Regions from separate parts of the Homo sapiens genome. Here region 2 is linked to region 1. Evidence: chromatin loops called from intact Hi-C (ENCODE). Cell type or tissue: MCF 10A. All regions are shown on one strand.

Region 1 (8,000 bases):
AGTTTGGGTAATAGGATGAGATCAATCGCTTTGAAATTCTTCTCAAAGATATGATATCACTCTGATTAATCTTTAATACTCTTATTTCCTGCCTAAAGTGATCTTAATGGATTTTATTTTTCTACTGCCTAAATAATCAGCTTATATTCACTAAATATTGGCAAAATAGTTTGCCATTAATAGGTTGGAAATCTACATTTCTTAGACTCTGGTTATCAAATGGTTTCAGTGAATTTCAAAAGCAACTATGGTATCTAAATAAGTGTTGTATTCAGTAAATTATGTCAGTTTATATAATCTTGTGACTATGTAGTTACAAGTAGACGACTTGACAGTTTTTTACAGAAAGCACCTGAGAGAACTGTTCCCTGTTCAAACGCATACCACATTAGTTTGCAGTAAGGCAAAAAATAAAGATCTACAGAGAAAGATAATAAAACCCGTATGCAGTACATTTGTTCAGAAATACAAAACGGTTTTGTGGTTCTCCATCATAACCCACCACCCACTTGACGGCATAATGTTACAACATCCTTAACATCTTTCATATTACTTTCATGTGGCAAACTAGATGTTAGTAAAGGAATTCTTTAAAGCTCAGTCATGGAATTATAGAATGTTGAAGCCAGGAAGAATTACACGGTTATTAAGTTCTTTGATTTGGAAACTGTGTTCTCTAACATGGTATGATTTTCACCATGCCCCTCTGAGTAGGTGGAGTTTGGGGGTGCCCACTGGGCTCAGTTCCCTGCCTTGTTGTGCCACCCATTCCTCTTTGACAAAATTAGTTCTGCTTTTATTTTACCTTATACATCAGTATTTCACCCAAGATGTTGACCAAACAAATCCAATTCAATTCAACTGATATATATTAAACAGAATAATGTGCCAGATATTATGATACAGGGTTTGGAATATCTTTAGTTTCTGTCCTTATACCTTACGGTGCTTTGTAGTTAAAAAACTTTAATAAAAATTTAAAAATAAATTTTAATTTAATAAAAAATATTAATAACTTAAAAAAAAACTGGACTGATTCAACTCTATTATTTTAGAGATCAAGGATCTGAGGTACAAAAAGATCAAAAGGCTTGCCAAAAATAACAGAGCAAATTCAAACTAGAATCCTTCCTAGATCTTTTCCTCCCCATTCTTTGTTATGTGCTCCTTGGAAAATTCTGTCAAGCAAATATTGCATGGGTCTGTGCAGTCTCCCCTCAAGGTGTGTGCAATCTGTTACAAGACTGGAAACATGCAACTAAATAATCATAACCTACGGCAGAGAGCTCTTGCCATGCAATCTGTCATCATCTGTAAGTGTCATGTTTTGGTATTATCATGGGTATCAGTTGGATACATTTCTCATGTGATTTGCCTGTCTTTGATAGAAGTGAAGGGAAACTTCCAGAGACCACAATGGCTGAGCCACTGATTTGACACATTGGCAAAATGACTGTGAAAAGGAGGTGACTGCTAAAGCTAAGATGTAGCTCAGTTCTACAGTCACTTGAGGGTGACCAATTTTGCTGTCACAAAGTCACAAAGGAAGAATATGAGCTGAATTTTCCATTATTTGAATGTTTCTGGAACATTATGGTATTTCATAAATATTAGTTGGATTAAATTGACAGAACACAGAACTGGAAAACAAATGCAGCTATGGTAATGGCCAATCAAGATGAACATACACACAACCACAAAAACCCTCTTTATTTTCTGCACTGGCAAAGGTGAAACTAGAAGGAAATTCAAACAAATTACAATTTTAAAAGAAACGTTCTTAGCATTAGACCATGACTAAGCCAACTGGCTTTTTATAGTTAAGAAAACAACTTGTGTTACGAAGACATTTCTCTCTTCCTTGAAAACACCTATACACACATATGCACACTCACTCACAAATGGAAATCACTTTGAAAACTAAACAAAGTGTAACAGTAATGATATGAAGCACAGGGTAATTTTAAATCCTAATCATATTTTGTCCACAAAAACCCACAGCAATTATAGTAGAGATTTTTCTCTCACTAATTTTGCATTAAACATAGCTTTGTATTCACCAACAAAAGTATTTTCAAGACCTCATTTTATTCTTCAGAACATCCTATTAACAACGGTAAAGCTCTATAGACATTTAAATAATAACAGACCTCTCTTACAGAGTTATTAATGTCTCAGTTGACAAAGCTTCTGCATAATAGAAGGAACATTTTAAGGACACTAATTTTTCTTACTAGCTACCAGTTAGAGAAACATCTAGAAGTCAGAACACATGAAGATGTGTACAGGATTGATTCCCTATCTATATTAACTTTTCCTGAGTATTCATAAAGGGATACAGCCTCTCCCTCTTTTCCCCATCCCTTTTACACTTGAGCTATGGAACGGTAAAAAGTAAAACACTATCTTCCTAAAACAAATATGACAACACCAGGGTAAAGAGGCCAAGATTCTTGAGTCTTTTTAAAGTTCTTAACGTGGAGAGAAATGTGAGGTGTCTATAATACATGTATCTTTCTCTGTTGAACAATCACGCCTTTAAAAGTTAATTTTAATCCTTCACATACTAATCCCTCAAATACTATTGAGAATATTCGATACATTTTGGATATCTATACTTATCCTACCATAAAATGTTTCTTTCAAAGTCATATATAATTTTCATAATGTATTTTAACTAGTTCCCTTCACTTTTTTTTTTTTTTTTTTTTGAGACGGAGTCTCGCTCTGTTGCCCAGGCCGGAGTGCAGTGGCGCGATCTCCGCTCACTGCAAGCTCTGCCTCCTGGGTTCATGCCATTCTCCTACCTCAGCCTCCCGAGTAGCTGGGAATACAGGTACCCGCCACCATGCCTGGCTAATTTTTTGTATTTTTAGTAGAGACGGGGTTTCACCGCGTTAGTCAGGCTGGTCTCGATCTCCTGACCTCGTGATCCGCCTGCCTCGGCCTCCCAAAGTGCTGGGATTACAGGCGTGAGCCACCGCGCCCGGCCCACTTTGTTTCTTAGAAGCATTGTGGTAGAGTAGGAAAGATTTCACACAGTTAGTGTTCAAGGAAACAGGTCTAACAGTTCCTGATTCTGCCTTATTTGTTTGGCAAGTTGGATAAATTACTTAACATCTCTTAGTCTCAGTCTTTTTATATGGAGAATGTGACATAGTCTTCCTGCATGAATTGTCGTGAGGATTTAATAGGAAAACAGATTAAGTTCCTGCATATAGTAGACGGAAAATAAATCTGTTCTAATTATATCCATCAAAGTTTGGGATAATAGCATTTAGCAGCCTATATAGCCTGACAAGAAAAATATTACTATTTGTGAAATAATGAACTGGACATCCAACCAAAGGATCAAAAGGGGTTTAGACCCTGATTTAAGAATCATTAACACTTTCCACATTAGTTTCCATAGCAGGGGGATTGATCTATACTTAACAAATCAATTCAACAAAAATATTCTAAAGACTTTTAAATATGCAAGGCAATGTACAGGACTATAAGGGGATCAAATGTAAACAAAACATAGCATTTAGTCCTGAAAGAGCTTATAATCTAGATAATTATAAATACCTCCATAATCCAATTTCAAAAGCATTTATGAAGGACCTAAAATAGTCAGTACTAATTTAGAGATAAAAGAATGAGTAAGACATAGAGTCATTCATAAGGATGTTCATAGATGAGAGCATATTTATGATGCACTGTGGCGAGTGCTATACTCAGAGATAACTTTTTGGTGACCTCATTTAAATCCACCAACTAAAACTGGTCACGAAAAATATTCACAGATTTATACAGCTGACAATAAAACATGCTTTGTGCAATTGCACTGACTCACTCCATTTTACAATAGGTTGTTTGTGCATTTTTTTTTAACTTAAAAGAATTGACAAACAACTGCCTGTGTTCACAGATAGTCAGGGGAACTTGGATCACCCATAATGCTTCAACCTCTGAATGACTCAAGAGTGGAATTTCAGTTTTGCTTTCTTTGGCCTGGAATGTTTAAACATTAGTTTCTAATATTGGAGCATACATCTTGTGAGAGCTGTAGAATGTAAACACAATCTCATGGTCCTTGCAGAAGAAGGAAATGGACAGAAGAAAACATCAACATTTACTAGGTGAATCCACTTGGGGTGAAAGGGGTGCTCTATTTTTCACTTATCTCTAATGCTTTGGGGTTGGCAACATTTCTCCTTTCTGTTGCAAATAATTGTGGTGACTAACCACGGAGTCATGGAGCCTCAGGAGCCTCAAAGAGTGAGGAGTGACTAAGCAACTGAACAGAAAGGTGCGGGGAGGTCAGTTGATGACTAAACTAACAACATATACAAGGTAACTTAAGAGTCATGCCAAGGAGACAGAACAAATACTTCCAAGGAAGTAACTCATAATATATCCATCAAAAGACATGTATTTAGGAAAGCCAAGGAATTCATTTGGCTAGCTTTGATACTTAGTATTTTGTTCATTTAATTTGATAAGTGTGGTTTGTAATTAAACTATAAAAATATTCATTTATTCATTCAAAAAATATTTTTAAAATATTTCCTCTCTACCAGGTACTAGGGGCTATAATAGTGAACAAGACAGACAAAACTTCTGCTTTCATGAAGCCTGCATTCCAGAGAAGGAGATGCAAAATAATCATATAAATTGATACACACACAATATAATGCCAGGTGATTATAAGTACTATGAAAATTAAAGCAGCTAAAGAGATAGAGACTAATGTAAATGCTATTTTAGAAAAAACTGTCAGGAAAGCTTGCTCTGATGATCATTTGGAACATATCTGTGAGAAGGGAGGAAGTGAGTCATAGCAAAACCTGGAGGATGTTTATGCCAGGCAGAGGGAAGAGCAAGTTCAAAGGTGCTGAGATGGAGTATACTTGGCATGCTTAAGAGAGGGCAAAGAATGCCACTGTATCTATAATGATGTAAAAAAAGAGTGACAATGAATTCAAAGATAGCCACTGGCCAATGCAGGAAGGGCCTTGTAGAACATGGAAAGGACTTGGGTTTTATTTTAAGTATAAGAGGAATGCTTTGGAGAGTTTTAAAAATAAGAGAGCCCCAAGTAGCATTTGTACCAGAGGTATCACTCTGGCATTTTGGTGTTCAAGTCTGGGAGAATGAAGTGGTGTGGAGGCAGAGAGGCAGAATGGAGGCAGGAAGGCAGGGAGGAAGATGTTGAGGCAGTCCACTGAAAGGCGACGGCACAGTGTTGGTGGTGGAAGTGGTAGAATTTTTTTCCCTTAAGTATCTATTTGGTAAGTAGAACTAACAAAATTTACTGACTGACTAGATGTGAATTATAAACGAATGTTCATGAGTTAAGGGGCATGATCCCTAGTTATGAGCTTGAGCAAACACATGAATGGTGGTACCATTTAACCATATGTGGAGACAACATAAGAGAAGCAAGTTTAGGGTGGATTAATTATCCAGAGACAAGTTTTTATAAATCAGTTTAGTCACCTCTTTTTATCCATAAGGCTAATTTTACTATTCAATGTTGATTTATATTTCAAAAATGTAAGGCAGTGACTGATGACTCATCTCCTTGTGATCCCCCAAAGGGAAGTGGTCTTGGAAAGTTTCATATTTTAGGCTAATGTCATAGTCATTTATTATGAGATAAGCTCTGGCTAATCTCTACTATCCTTCACTTACTGAATAGGGAAACACTGAAAGCCTTTCCACTCAGATCTGGAACAAGACAAAGATGTCCACTTTTACCACTTGTATTCAACATAGTACTGCAAGTCTTTGTAAAAACAATTAGGCAATAGAAAGAAATACATGGCATTCAAATTTGAAAGAAAGAAGTCAAATTATCCTTACTTGCTGATGACACGATCTTATACATAGAAAAATCTAAAAACTCCACCAAAAAACTCTTAGATTTGATAAATGAATTCAGTGAAGTTGCAGGATAATAATCAACATACAAAAATTAGTAGCATTTCTATACACAAATAATTAACTAGCTCAGAAAGAAATCCCCTTTACAATAGCACAAAAAATAGAATACCTATGAATAAGTTTAACCAAGGAGATGAAAGATCTCTACAAGGAAAACTATAAAACACTGATGAAGAAAGTTGAAGAGGATGTACACAAATGAAAAGACATCCCACACTCATATCATACATTGGAAGAATTAATATCATTAAAATGACCATACTGCCCAAAGCAATTGACAGATTCATTGCAATCCCTATCAAAGTACTAATGTCATTTTTCACAGAAGTAGAAAAAAGATCCTAAAATTCATATGGAACGAAATAGAGCCCAAGGAGCCAAAGCAATCCTAATCAGAAAGAACAAAGTTGGAGGCATCACACTACTTGAGTTCAAATTGTACTACAAAGCAATAGTAACCAATACAGAATGGTACTGGCACAAAAACAAACACATACACCAATGGAACAGAATAGAGAGCCCAGAAGCAAACCCATGCACTTACAGCCAACTCATTTTTTACAAAGGCACCAGGAACATACATTGGGGAAAGGATAGTCTCTTTAATAAATGGTGTGGGAAACATGGATATTCATATTCAGAAAAGTAGATACCCATCTTTTACCATATACAAAAATAAACTCAAAATGGATTAAAGACTTAAATATAAGACTTGAAAGTATAAAACTACTAGACAAAAACATTGGGGATATGCTAGGGGACATTGCTCTGAGCAAAGATTTTTTGGTTAAGACCTCAAAAGCACAGGCAACCAATGCAAAAACAGATAATTGAGATTACATTAGGCTACAAAGCTTTTGCACAGCAAAGGAAACAGTTAACAAAGTGAAGAGACAACCTACAAAATGGAAGAAATTATCTGCAAATGATCTACCTGACAAGGTGATATGGTTTGGCTCTGCATCCCCATCCAAATCTCATGTCGAATTGTAATCCTCAATGTTGGAGGAGGGGCCTTGTGGGAGGTGACTGGATCATGGGGGCGGACTTCCCTCTTGCTGTTCTCATGATAGTGAGTGAGTTCGCAGGAGATCTGGTTGTTTAAAAGTGTGTAGCACTTCCCCCTTCGCTGTCTCTCTCCTGCTCTGCCATATGAAGATGTGCCTGCTTCTTCTTCACTTCTGCCTGATTGTGAATTCCCTGAGGCCTCCCTAGCCATGCTTCCTGCACAGCCTGCAGAACTGTGAGTCAATTAAACCTCTTTTCTTCATAAATTACCTAGTCTCAGGTAGTTCCTTATATGAATTCAAGAATGAACTAATACACACGGGATTAGTAAGTAGAATATATAAAGAGCTCAAACAACTCAACAGCAAAAATCTTCATCAGAGAAATGCAAATTAAAACCACAAATAGCTGTAATACCAGCTACTTGGGAGGCTGAGGTAGGAGAATCGCTTGAACCCGGAAGGCGGAGGTTGCAGTGAGCTGAGATCGCGCCATTGCACTCTAGCCTGGGCAACAAGAGCAAAACTCCGTTTCAAAAACAAACCAAAAACAAAAACACAAACAAAAACCACGAAGAGAAATTTCAGCCCAGCTAGAAATGCTATTTATTATCAAAAAGACAAAAAATAACAAATGTTGGAGAGGCTGCAGAGAAAAGTGAATGCCTGTACACTGTTGGTGGAAACGTAAAGTAGTACTGCCATTGTGGAAAACTCTATGGAGTTTCCTCAAAATAATAAAAAGAAAATGTGGCATATGTACACATTGGAATACTATTCAGCAATAAAATAGTATGAAAATCTGTCATTTGCAGCAAGATAGATGGAAAGTCATTATATTACGTGAAATAAGCCAGGCACGGAAAGAAAAATATCACATTTTCTCACTCATATGTGAGAGCAAAACAAGTCAATCTTATGAAGGTAGAGAATAGAATGGTTGGTCATAACAACTCTATTTCGTTCCATTGGTGTATGTGTTTGTTTTTGTGCCAGTTCCATTCTGTATTGGTTACTGTTGCTGTGTAGTACAATTTGAACTCAAGTAGTGTGATGCCTCCA
Region 2 (8,000 bases), 190 kb after region 1:
AAATGGCCTGTGTTCTGAGGGGTCGTGGGGGGTGGGGGGCGGGGCAGTGAGATGGAATTAAGAGTGTTCTAGCTGAAGAAATATCTTTTAGAAAGAGGTCTGGAAAGGCTGGAAGATTGTGGCCCATTTAAAAGAAGGCTACTGTGTGGATGGCTAGCTGAGAGGCTGAGAAAGCATAGAGTAAAAATGTACCTGGAGAGGCTGGCAGAAGACTAACCAAACGTGACAGGCTGAATTGTGTCCCATCCCTCTCAAATTTATATATTGCAGCTTTAACCCCTAGTACCTCAGAATGTGATCTTATTTGGAAATAACGTCATTACAGATGTAATTAGTTAAGATGAGGTCATGCTGGAGTACGGTGGGCCTCTAATCTAATCTGACTCATGTCCTTATTATAAAACAAAAATTTGCACAAAGAGACACACATAGAGGGAAGAAGATGTGAAAAGACACAACAAGAAGATAACAATGGCTTTCTACAAGCCAAAGACAGAAGCCTAGAACATATCCTTCCCTCATGGCCCTCAAAAAGAACCAACCCCACCAACACCTTGATCTCACACTTCTAGTCTCCAAAACTGTGAGAAAATTAACTGATATTGTTGAAGCCACCCAGTCTGTGGTATTTTGGTATAGCAGCCCTACGAAGCTAATACAACAGGCCAGGCTACACATTTTAGCCTTTATATCTAAAGCACCGGGAAGCTGTGTGTCTGGCTGGCTTTAGACATAAAGAAAAGAATTAGAGATGGGAGATGAGGCAGAGGGAAAATGGTGAACATTTAAAGTATTTAGTTCACGCCAGGCATGATTCTAAAATCTTCAGCGTATTTACATTTCATGTTATCATCTCATCAACCCTGAAAAGTACCCATCTTACTGACGAGGTAACAGACACAGAAAGGTTAAGTGACTTCTCCAAGTTCACACGGGGAGTATGTGTAGACTTTGGATCTGAACCCAGGCAGCCAGTGTCCAGAGCTGTTAACTATTTGATTATTATCCATCAGAAAGATTTTTTAAAAATGTTGTGCCTTGTCAAGCTGAGTGAGTAATGGAAATCATCCTCTAAGAAAATAAAAAAATGTAAGATGGTTATATATTCAGGGTAAATAAATTAGTCTGGCCTTGACAGGTATACAGTTCCAAAATCTAACTTATAAACATAAATTTGTAGTTAAAAGCACATACATGATTGTTGAAGGCATAGGTGGAGGTCAAATTACCTAGAATGGGTCTTGTGAGTGAAAAGAAAAGGTGCCCAAGGACTCAGTCTTGAGTAAATCCCACATTTACTAGCCAAGGAGAAAAAGTGAGTCTGCAAAAGAGACAGAGAAGCAACAGCCATGGTGACAGGAGGAAAACCAGAAGAGTGTACTTTCATACATATCAAGGGAAGACAGGACATGGTCTACACTACAGTGTCAAATTAGAGCTGTGAGATATAGGTAGCAACATACACTGAAAAATGGGTAGGATTTAGTTGTATAGCCATCACTGGTGACACCAGAGAAAGCCATTTTAGGGAAGTGACTGGAGCAGAAATCAAACTGGAGTAGGCTGAAGAGTAAATAGGAAATGAGGAGAAAAAGAAAGTGAGTATAGACAACTCTATCAAGATGACTGGCTATGCACCATTATTCATAGTAGCCTCAAAATGAAAGCAATTGTAAATTTCCATCAACTGATGTGTGCATAACAAAATTTGGTATACCCAATGGAATATTATTCATCTATAAAAGGTAATAAAGTACTGAGACATTTCATGGATGAGCCATGAAATCCTGATGATAAGTGAAAGAAACCAGACGCAAAAAGTCACATATTGGATGATTCCATTTATATGAAATATTCAAAATGGGCAAATTCATAGAGACAGAAAGTAGATTCGTGCTTGCCAGGGCCTAGGGGGAGGGGGAAAGAGGAGTGACTGCTAATGGATATGTGAAAGAAAATAGAATCTTGGGACTCCAAACTTACTATGCCAAAGGCAAAGTTAAGCTTGGGAACGGAATCACAATGCTGCCTTCCTTTTTGTTCCCAGATAGCTGTAATTCAGCAACACCGTGTCATAGCCTCATCTCTAAGCCAGTTTCCCATAACTATAGAAGGGCACATGTCTCCCCAGATGGCCTCCCTCACAAGGAATTGCCTCGTGAGCACCTAAATCTTCCAGGATACATACCCTTCCTATATATACTAGCCCTAAAACCCAGTTCTATGAAATCTAACCCTGACAATGTCAATTGCCAGCTTATCAACCCTCTGCCTACCCTGAGACAAATGCCTAATTGACTTTTTCCTCTAGTTCTTCTTTTCACATGTAAAATGTAGATTTACTGAAGCTAAACAGAGCCTCACTAGAATTTAGCCATTTACCTCAGGGGCTACCCTCTCTCCCTTTCTTTTCCCTCCTATTTGCTCTTTCCCCTTCAAATACTGAAGTTCCCCCACCCCCTCCTTTGGAAAAAGCCCAGATCACAGATGCTCCTGTGATTTGTATATTTTCCAAGGTACTTTCTCGACTTTGGGTAAATAAACTTCTATTGATTGATACCTGCTTCAGTCACTTTTTGGTGAACAGGTGCATGGTTTGTTTTGGGGGTGATAAAATGTTCTGGAATTAGACAGTAGTGATAGTTGCATAACTTTGTAAATATATCAAAAACAATAAATTGTACAATTTAAAATGGTAGGCCAGGCACAGTGGCTCATGTCAATAAACCAGGCACTTTGGGAGACCAAAGCAAAAGGATTGCTTGAGGCCAGGAGTTCAAAACCAGAGTGGGCAACATAGAGAAGACCCTGTCTATGCCAAGAAATAAAAAAATTAACCAGACACGATGCATACTTGTAGTCCCATCTATTCTGGAGGCTGGGGCAGGAGGATCTCTTGGGCCCAGGAGTTTGAGGCTGCAATGAGCTATGATCATGCCAGTGCACTCTAGTCTCCATGACAGAGTGAGACCCTATCTCTAAAATAAATTAAATAAAATAAACTTTAAACTTAAAGTATTTTAAAAATAAATAAAATGGTAGATTTATGGTATGTGAATTGTATCTCCATTAATAAAATTGTATAAGAAAAAAAGATGCTTGGTTATGAAGGGTATGAGAGATAGTGGATGGTGGGTGAAGGGGTATGTGGTATTGAGGTATCACTTATCATGGTCCAATAACTATTGAGAAAGATAGGTTACATAAGCCATAACTATTATTATGATTATTATTATTTACTTTTTATATCAATGTATGATTTACCACATACAGAAGCCTCTGGTAAGCTAGAAGTGAAAAGCTTTAAATTCCCTAGATCACAAATGTAGAACACAAAGCCTTATATGGAATCTGGCCAATAAAAGATCTTGGAGACTTAGGAGAGTGAGACATTTCTTTAGCAAGATGATGATGAAATAACTTGCAACAACAAGAGGTATTCTCTTTCACATGACTAAACTAGCAGTGGGAGAGGTCCTACATGGGTGTGTTGCCCTGAAGAGAGGGACTGCAGAATAAAACATTACTTGGGAAATTGTACTTCTTCAAATTAGTCTGTTCTAGACAGTCTGGTGAAACTTCGATGGTACTACAGTTTGACAGGTAAAATAACTATTAATTCCAGCAAACTGAACAACAAGATTTTCTCCTGAAGTATTGAAGTCACGATTTTCTTGCAGTGAAATTCAGCTTTACAGTCTTCTTTCTGCAGTCTCCATATCATGAACCATATTACTATTACAGAATAAAGCTACCCCCTGTTTTCACTAGATTAAAAATTTTAAAGGAACGTTGTGGAGAGAGTCTAGTTGAGAGATGGTATATGTCTTCTGATTAATGCCAAATAAATTAGCCCTTTTCAATAAGCCAAGGTTACCAAGAAGGGATTTTGCTAAGATCTCAAGAGAGTAGAGAACAGAAAATATGTAGCCCCATAACAACTCTTGGTAGTTCCATTATATTATACCAGGATTTGCACTGTATTTTCTGAGTAGAGTTTGGAAATTGTCATCCACTAAGAGATATATTGGTACTTCAAAGGCAATTGTGTTTAGGATGGAGATGCTATGAAAAAGCACACCTGGGGAATAGAAAGGCAGTAATAATATAAAACCTAAAAATTGATTTCTATGGTAGCTGTACCCAAGCTTATATTTTTTTCTTTTATAACAGCAAATGAAATATTGTACAAAATGTATTCAGCCTCTAGCTACAATATATATGTACATAGTTGTCCTGGATTTCCTTAATATGGATGGTGCATTGACCTGTAAAACTCAACTTCATCAGAGCCAACTGGTTCTCTTCGTTCATCCAGCAAAGTCAAATTGATGATGCAGCACATTATATGGTTTATTATGCAAACAGATTTGCCATTTTGCTAAACTGCTAAGGTGTACCATCATATTGTTAAGCAGAATATAAATATGAAATGCTATGAATCTTTTAATACACCAGGATCCACCTACCAAGGACATTAGTGGATTCAGGCCAACAGGAAAAGAAAATTTGGCACAAGACTAAAGAGAAAAGAGAATTCTTTTGCTCCCACCACAGGGCATGACTGAGATGTGTAAAATGTTGGAGGCAGACGTTATTATCTTTAAAGACAGACTTCCCGTTATTTTTTTCACGGACTCCCCCCAAGTTTTTGTGAAGAGGTGCCAATGCTACATGGCTTTACAAAGATGCTTCCATTTAGGAGTACCCAGTAGCTAACGAAAGTGATTTTGTATAACCCTTCTGAGAACCCCTGATGGAAGCTTAGGGAAGTCCATTTAAACTGAGCAGTTCTCATTGGGAAAATTATAAGAGAGAAAAATTTGCCCAAGATATTGTAACTTGGCTAAATTATTTCTAGCCATGAGGGGAACCACAAATGTGCCCATCTTAATCAAGCATTCTGGCTATGAAATAACCTATTATTAATCTTGATTTTTTAAAAGTCACCCTGTGATTAATTGACTTTAGCTCAATAGACACCACAGAGTGGCTTCGTAGTGTCTGCAAAGAAGACCAGACAAGAGAAAATGAATTAAAGGTCACCGTGATGAGCCAAGACAGCAAAGTAAAAAAGTCGAAGAATTATCGCCACTATGCCTAGGAGGATTGTTTTCCCTAAAACATACTGTAATCAGTGTTACACCTTCGGTGGACATAATAAAGAAGGATGGATTAATACTGCAGAATTGCAGAAATATCTCACCCACCAAACAATATTAATGTAGATACTCGGGTAAGAGATTTGGTTGGATTTTTCCTTCACTTACATGTTTGCACATTGCTTTTCCTGCTTTGAAGGAAAAAGTAAGCGATACTTTCCATTAGCAGTAAATACGCTTCCTTCAATCTTTACTTTATAAATACAAAATTCCATATTAATAATACCATTCAATATAAAAAGTTAAAGTTTTGTAATAAAATAATGAAATTAAAAGTAATAATTAAGCAGAAATAAAGACAGCAGAATTGGCCAGACGTAGTGGCTCTCGCCTGTAATCCCAGCACTTTGGGAGGCCGAGGCGCTGGATCACTTGAGGTCAGGAGTTCGAGACCAGCCTGGGCAACATAGTGAAACCCTGTCTCTAACAAAAACACAAAAATTAGCCAGGCGTGGTGGCAGGCACCTGTAATCCCAGCTACTCAGGAGGCTGAGGCAGTAGAATTGCTTGAACCCAGGAGGCAGAGGTTGCAGTGAGCGGAGGTTGTGCCACTGCACTCCAGCCTGGGCCGACAAGAGCAAAACTGCATCTAAAAAAATAAAATAAATAAAAATAAAAATAAAAGACAGCAGAATTGCACTGGTGACATTCCCCATGGTGAGATTTCAAGCATTCTTCACAGGACACTGTACTCAAAACCTTTGCATATTAAAGGGAATAAAGGCATCAGAGTTCTAGCCCCAGCTATTGAAGTATTTTATTGCGTAGATACAGACTTTACCACTCACAAATTTACCTTCTTTATGTATACAATGAGAGGACTGAACTAGATAAACTAAGGTGCCTTCCAGGTACTACGTGGTACTCTGCCACAGGCCAGTACAAGGTTCATTCCTGCCGGTGCCCAAAGGCACTTGGCCCTGGCTCTCCCACATCCGCTCACCTGTGTGCTCCCCCTCCCTCAAGGGGTTTGAGTGCTGCAGGCTGAGTAAGTGAGCGACCCCTTCGCAAGTCCCACTAAGGGGTCAAGGGAAATATCTAGTCTCAATATGCCTGTGGATAAATTCATGCAGTCAACCATTTTTCTTCCCATTAGCTGAGATTCTTCAAAAGAGAGAATGAGCGAAGCAATGGAATTTTCTAAGCACAGGACACTTCTTTTAAGGCAAGGCATGGCAATGGAAGCCCCCATATGTGGGATTCATGCATTCACTCGTTCTAGTCTTCATTAATTTATTTTGCAATATTTGCTGCATATCTATTATATACCTAGGCAGTGTGACACCATCCCTGACCTCACAGCCTTTAAACTCCAGGGGGACAAATAAACTATAAATTAAATAAATAAACATTAGTATTAGTAATGTTTGAGCTGGGACCACATACCCCTGAAGGCAGGGGTTTTCAAGCTTGACCATGCAACAGAATCACTAGAAGGCTTATAAAAACACAAATTACTGGGCCTATCCTGCAGTTTCTAAGTCAGTAGGTTTGGGGTAGGGTTTCAGAATTTTTGTCTCTAACAGGTTCCCAGGTAATGCTGAGGCAGTTTGTCCAGGACCACACGTTAAGAAATACTACTCTAGGTCAAGGCAACACTTTCCTGATTCTAATTTTCCTTAGTTATATAATGGATATCATAACTTCCCTGCCTACTTCACAGCATTGTTGAGAAGAACCAATGAAAAAGTGAGCTTCAGAAATGCAAGCATTTGCCAAATGTGAGATTATACTTGCCAGCAACTGCTGTGTAACTCTGAGGGAATTGGCTGTCACTATAAATGCGACAGAACCTCGAAGTTTAACAGTGGCTGCTAAGGCTATGAAGTTCAGCCAGTGATCAGAACTTCAGCACTAATCTGTTTTTTTTTCTCTTCTATAATTACATGAAAATATTTGAGAAATTGCATAAGTAAAAACAATAGAAACCCACAGGATTTTTGTTTGTTTGTCTTTTTTTAAGTCATAAGTTTCAGTCCCATGATTTCAGCTTATGCTGCCAATAGATTTAACACTCTCTGTTGCCAAAAGATTTAACACTGATGGGACAGGAGGTTTCAGGTTTTTTCTGTCTGTCTCCTACATCTGTCCATTGCTTTTGCTCAATAAATAAGAGGGATGCTACAGATGAGACCGCCTAAAAGTAGTATTATGGGATAGAATGGTTACTCTGTGGCAGCTGGGGGACAATAAGAATATCTTAGTTCTGTCCTGGAATATGGATTGAACACCATTGTGGTCACACTTCATATAATGCATTATTTGGGCCTTGCTCTGTCTCTTGCCTAAATTATACTGTGTTTAGAGTTGCCAGATAAAATACAAGGTATCTGGTTAAATTTGAATTTTAAATTAAAAAAACTTACTTTTTAGTGTATGTCCCAAATATTGCATGAGACATACTTACACTAAAAAAGTATTTGTTGTTTATCTGAAATTCAAACTTATCCAGGAAAAGTTATTTTTATTTGCTGAATTTGGCAACCTGAGCTGTGTCCCAATAGTAATGATGTGGTAACTGAGGCTGAGTGACACATATATGCAGAAAAACATTAATCTGTAAACCCAGTATGAGCATCCTATTGGTGGATCTCAAATCACAATTAACTAGTGAGCATTTTTAAAAGTACCAAGAGGACCTACCCCAGAGCAATTAAATCAGAGTCTCTAGAAATGGAACCAAATCACTAATAGTTTGCCAAGTTCCACAGATGATTCCAATGGGCAGTTGAGTTTGAGAACTACCTAATTAAAAGAAGAAATACATATCAGTTGTTCTCGGTTGTGGCTGTCCATTAAAACAATTTCAGATCTTTAAAAAATCCCAATGCCCATTCT

Evidence for each region. A loop is a pair of places that touch in the nucleus more often than their neighbours do. Peaks named below come from ENCODE experiments on the same cell type or tissue, not always from the same donor. Only the 100,000 strongest peaks of a DNase experiment are listed, where the experiment ranks them.
Region 2: it touches region 1 in a loop (9-fold over the local background); 2 of 110 quality-filtered maps call a loop at or near these places.

What each region holds. Positions count from the first base shown.
Region 1 is chrX:29,659,115-29,667,114 of GRCh38, reverse strand. The region is part of intron 5 of IL1RAPL1 (interleukin 1 receptor accessory protein like 1); the gene reads right to left. Among named protein-coding and RNA genes, the nearest start is that of MIR4666B, 89 kb to the right of the region's middle. RefSeq lists an enhancer at 4,140-5,339. In MCF 10A, no CTCF peak of the experiment used is centred here; DNase peaks (open chromatin) are centred at 3,924, 4,254 and 4,844.
Region 2 is chrX:29,465,631-29,473,630 of GRCh38, reverse strand. All of the region lies in intron 5 of IL1RAPL1 (interleukin 1 receptor accessory protein like 1), which reads right to left. Among named protein-coding and RNA genes, the nearest start is that of MIR4666B, 100 kb to the left of the region's middle. In MCF 10A, no CTCF peak of the experiment used is centred here; a DNase peak (open chromatin) is centred at 3,410.